Regions from separate parts of the Homo sapiens genome. Here region 1 is linked to region 2. A link is a contact called in ENCODE Hi-C or POLR2A ChIA-PET data. All regions are on one chromosome and are shown on one strand. Each heading gives the region's core, a stretch centred on a gene start or an enhancer-like site at or near the end of the contact. The rest is flanking DNA. Distances are from core to core; before and after follow the strand shown. Region 1 overlaps DELEC1 (deleted in esophageal cancer 1). Region 2 has its middle 36 kb from the start of TNFSF8.

Region 1 (2,700 bases), core at 82-2,581, 310 kb after region 2:
AAGAGGGTTGCCTAAGGACACAGCTTTTAGATGGCACAGCCTGAATTCACATCAAGACAAGTTCCAAAGACATAGTTTAAAGAATCAACGAAGTTATACTGAGGCATCTGATTGACAATATAAGATGGCTGCATGATTAATATTATTTATTCACTTAAAAGAATTTATTGAGCATTTATTATGTGTCTGGCAGTATATGTGGTTTCAAAGTTGAGCATGACATTATTCTATTAAGAAAACAGTGTAGTGGTGGAGTTGGAAATACAAACAAACCCCTCATTTATGTTGAAGCAATTGTTAAATGGATGATTGATCAGGTATAATTGGAATAGAGTAAAAGGAGTGCATCAGTTTGTCTAAAGGGTAAGAGATGGTTTGTCAGAAGAGGTGACACTTTTCTATCAAATAGGTGAGGATGGAATTCAAAGCAGAAGTTGACAGTCTGTTTAGAGAAGTGAAAACAGAACAAATTATGGAATTGTGGAATACTTAGGGAAATACAGGTCATTAGGTATTGTTAATTTGTTAAAATATAAGCAGGGAAGCTAAAAAGATGATATTAAATATACAGGTTACAAGGACCTTATAGGTTTTACTAAGGGAGTTAGAATTGTTCTCTGAGGGCAATTGGAAACCATGGATTGGTTTTAAACAAAAAACGCATGATGGACGTATTGTTTAGGATTGGATTTGATTGTTAGTAATGTGAAACTCTAAATTAATACTGGCCTAAAAACAGTAGGAGTTTGTTTTTCATCTAAAAGTCTGGCGTTACATAGTCGAGGATTAATATGATGGCTGTTTAGGAATTCAATATTTTTTCAACCATCCCCGTATGTGACCTTCAGACTCACATTCTAAACCTATAATCAGGGCAACAAGGTGGAAACAATGGTAAATAAGAAGAGAGTTACACAGAGGTACCAGTGTTCTTTTAAGGAAGGTCCTCAGAAGCTTGCACAAGACACTTCTGCTTTTATCTTATACATCAGAACTTAGTTACATGTCTACACTCAGCTGCATTAAAGGTTGGGAAATACAGTCTTTGCTCTGGATGGTCAAGAGCCCATATAAAAAATCAGGCTTTGTGGTTTTCTGCTAGAACTGAAGGATGGATATTGAGGCAAGTTATCAGTAAGTATTTTCATATTAAAGAGATCACTTTAATAACTCTGTGGAAGATGGACAAAGATATAGGGAAGACACTGAAGATATGAGACTGAGGCTGGTGATAACCATGAGGCTGGGGAATGCTTTCCCTTTCAAATGACCTAGGCTTTGCCCAATTAAGGAAATTACTGTCTTAGAGTTACTTCTTTTCTATTGAGTCAGAGGTAGATATATGTCTCCTTCAGCAAATGAGTCATACCCAAGGTTGGGTAAACTTGTTTAGATATGCAGAGTGAACCACGATATGAACCTGGTTTGGACTGTATCCTTCACAGACTTAAAACTCTGCTCATCATTCTTGTGTCCTCAAATAGCCAGATCAGATTTTTTATTCTGATTTTCTATAGAGCTAAGATAGGTAAGAGGAAGTTTCTATCCATTTCATTCTGGTTAGCTGAGTTAACATGTTTTGTCTGTTAAATATTCATGGAATTAGGATAAGAACATGAGTTTTAGAACCAAGAAAAATGGGAATGAAAAACTCAGCTCTGGTACTAATCCCAGGTTGTCTGGTTTGTGAGTTAGTCCTGATCATCACCACACCATATGGCATCCTCTGGCTCTTGGTTTACTTTTCCCTCTTCCTTAAGCTGTTCATTTTCAAGTAACATGGGGAAAGTCACACCAGTCTTACTGAGTATCCCTAAAAAATGGAGGCAGAAGAATGGACTTGATGATAGAAAAATTTATTCTTGGGCACTAAGCGTGCTCAGCTGGCTATGTCTACCTCCATACCTCCCCTTTAATATTTTTCTCCTGGCCCAACAAGTATGTCCAGGGCCCTATAAAGGAAATAATCCAGCATATGTCTAATGTTGGCTCACCCAGTCCTCATCAGCTTTGAGCCATCTCACTTTGCTTCTAATATTCCTAAAGCCCCTCTTCTTCAGAGTCCCTACTCCTCTATTTTACTCAGTTTCTCTTGATTCTATATCATGGCTTCATTCTTCTCTACAGTGTTTCTAGGAATACGAAAGAGTAGGGATGTTGTCTGAAAACTCCAAGGTTGAGATATAACATACTGTTTAATAACAGAGATGCTGAAATCAAACTGGTATGAATTTACATCTTTCCCTTACTACTATTAATTCTGGACCTTAAGTAAGTTGTGTACCTTTTTCAAGTTTCCTCATCTGTAAGAAGGAGGACAATAATAATTCCTATCTTGTATGTTATTGTCAGAATTTAATGAGTTAACAAATATATGTAATATATATGTTTTATATATATATACACATTTTGGTTTAGTGTTTGGCATATAGTTAAGTACAAAATAAATATTAGCTATTGATATTAATTTTGGGGTTGGAGGTCAAGAAATAAGGCTGGAAAGTTGGGAGGCTCCATTGTGAAGAGTGACTTAATGATTAAGAAGCTGGATTTTGGGCAAGAAAAAAGAGGGGCTTTGGACAGGAGAGTGCATTCATTTTCTATTGCTGCCGCACAACATGAAACTTAGTGGTCTGAAACAACACAGACTCACAGTTCTGGAGATCAGATGTGTAACATGGTAGGCAGATTGCATTCCTC
Region 2 (2,700 bases), core at 120-2,619:
AATGCCTGCTGTGTCAAAAACTTTCCTAGAACAACAAAGTGATTGTAGATAAGAATGAGTCACCTAAACATTGGAAAAGGTACCAATAATGGGCTGTTGCATGATTGTCAGGTTGGGGTCATAGGGTAAGATGACAGCCTGAGAGGTGGGAGTGGGGTTTTCCCCTGAAGGGAATTGATGTTCACACAGTCATACATTTTGGGAAGTGATTAATTCTGGGAAGGAAATGAGTTGGCACTTTGAGTAGGGGGTGGTCAGACTTTTTTCTCTCTCTGGGGCCAGGAAGTATTGGGCCACGATTCCAAATCATGGACAGGTCTAGATGATTCTGTTTGTGGGGGGTGAACCGTTTCCTGGCTATGTCGGTTTAGGCCCAGAGTGACTGGTACCATCAAGTTCATGACTTTCCACTTAGCAGTGACAGTGACCCAGGGTAGAAGCAGTTCTTGTCTGCAGCAACCAGCATCAAGGTTCAGGGTTGTAGAGTTTCAAGGCAGCAGTGTCCCTTCCCAGAGTCCAGGGTAGAGTGTGAATGGTGGAGGATCATGCCACAGTAATCTGGAAGAAAGAATAACTTTACTTTGTAGATATCGGCAGGAGAGATGTGATACATTTTGACGTTGTTGTTACTCAGAAGCCCACAGTTTAGCAGGGAGGCAAATGTACAATCATGCTGTCATAGTGAGTGTAGTAAATTTTTAGACAGAAGTGAGAATATCAAGGTCCAGGTTGCATGTCTAATTTAGCGGAATGGTTCTTGAGCAATAATGTCTGAGTTGAAATTTTATGAATGAGGTCAAATTAACAAGATGTGAATGAAGGGCAAGGACCTTGTGGACAAAGGAATCAGCAGGCACCAGGTCAAGTAGCCTCAGGGTAGTGCAGTGTAGTGTGGTTAGAAATATAGCTCTGGAGCCAAACTGCAGTGGTTACATCTTAGCTCTTCAGCTCATGAGCTGCTGAAACTTAGACATACTTAAGCATTTCTTCGAGCCTCTGTTTCCTCATCTGCAACATGGGAATGGTCATCTCTATCTCATAAGGGTGAGATGCAGTAGACTACAGTATTTGAAGGCTTCCATGTGGTGCCTGAAACCTGGCAAGCAAGCGTTCAGTAAGTGATAGTAATTATATCTATTTACGTAACATAAAGCGGTTTAAGTAAACACATCAAAGTAATGAATGAGGAGGATGAAAAGACCAGATGCAATTGAGGACTGTGTGAGTGTATGAATGTAATGTTGGTGGTAGAAATGAAGCCTCCTTCAGTGTTTTCTTGCTGTTTACTCATCCCATTGTATTGATCCTGTGATGGATTGTGACCTTTCTTCCCTTGAGTACTGTGCCATGCGCTGACTGCATCAGGCCAGCTGGTAAAATGAGACTCATTGTGAGAACGGAAGGCATAGTCAGAATGTCAAGGAGGTTAGGTCATCTGCGTCCCTAGCAATGGAAAGGAAATGATGAAATACTTCAGCTGGTTTTTGTTTGGAGCCTCCTGGTTGTGAAGGAGGATCAGCCTTCAAATCAGCTTGTTCCTGACTAGTTTAGCTGATATCCCTGCCTGGTAATTCCCTCTTCCTGTTGCAAGTGAAATCTAAACATTTCCTGAGTGCTGACTTTGTGTAGGACACTGATTTGGGTGCTGGGATTTGGAGATGGATTCTTCTTGTCTTCTAAGTGCTCATTTCTAAGTGAGAAAAGTGTTCATTTGCAGTGCAATCAGTGCTGCTTCTAGAGAGGCACAGGGAGAGGACCTTGATACTGCATCTCGCAAACAGTCAGTTGGTTATCTAGTCCAGTTTTCCCTGCAGGATGAAACCATCCTTTGAGAGTTGGCCTGACAGAGACCTTTGTTGATCCAATGGCTGGCTTTTCTGAATGCAGATGGGAATAGGCTTCAGTGGATTTGAGGAACTTTCACTTTTCTCAAACTTGCATTGATTCATTTTTTCCTACTCCTCTCCCCAAGGTCTAACTCCTTCACAGACACTGAATATGATAAAATACCCCAAGAGTTGTACACTTTCCAAGCTTATTCTATGTGTTTGTTCTCCCAACAGCTTCCCATTGTACAGCTGAGAAAATTTAAGTTTACAAAGTCCATGTGACTTGCCAAGGTCATAGAGTTAGTAATTGCTTCAGCTCAGATTGAAACTGGCTTCCAGTTGCCAAGGCCACTATTCTTTCCCATCTGCCACCCTCAGACTTGTTTTTTTCTCTTTCCTTGGCTATAGGGAAAGTACAGCCCCCATAGAAGTTTCTAAACTGCATCCAAAGCTTTCAACATGTTGTCCAGATTATTCCTAGTGTTGCCCAATATTCCCAAGGGAGACAGTTGGATCAAAAGCAGTTGTTAAAAATTCAGTGGTGATCATTACAAATGAATACCATCACGTTGACTTGATGGTTTTGTAGTGTTTAGACCCTCACATTTGCATAAGCAGCAGACAAGGAAGACCAAGCCAATTCATGAAAGTCCACTTGGGGGAAACAGAGAAACATAACGGATTACCAGCAATCTTCTCCACTTACCAGAAAAAGTCAACCAACTAGTGTTCTTCAGATTGTAAGGTGCACCTGAATCTCTTGGATCATATTAAAATGCAGATTCTGTTCCAGTTTTTAGGTATGTATGAGATGCCTGCATTTTTAACAAGCTCTCTGGTGATACCAGGCACCAGGACATAACAGCAAAGA

Evidence for each region. Hi-C counts contacts between places; a loop is a spot of excess contacts on that map. ChIA-PET counts read pairs that join two places held with the same protein, here RNA polymerase II (POLR2A). Pooled maps may share reads with other maps.
Region 1: a loop to region 2 is called in a pooled map, with 10 times the contacts of the local background. The contact joins two enhancer-like sites. A Hi-C loop is called at or near these places in 2 of 37 single-sample maps with no recorded cell type and 10 of 50 pooled maps. POLR2A ChIA-PET finds 5 or more read pairs at or near these places in 1 of 52 experiments (A673).

The regions. Positions count from the first base shown.
Region 1 is chr9:115,204,005-115,206,704 of GRCh38, forward strand. The region is part of intron 1 of DELEC1 (deleted in esophageal cancer 1); the gene reads left to right. Among named protein-coding and RNA genes, the nearest start is that of DELEC1, 64 kb to the left of the region's middle. Within about 2 kb of position 1,332, at least 2 of the 41 ENCODE cell types and tissues checked have a DNase peak (open chromatin) inside an H3K27ac peak, as active enhancers do.
Region 2 is chr9:114,893,607-114,896,306 of GRCh38, forward strand. It overlaps a transcript of TNFSF8 not described here. Among named protein-coding and RNA genes, the nearest start is that of TNFSF8, 36 kb to the right of the region's middle. RefSeq lists an enhancer at 232-1,431. Within about 2 kb of position 1,370, at least 11 of the 41 ENCODE cell types and tissues checked have a DNase peak (open chromatin) inside an H3K27ac peak, as active enhancers do.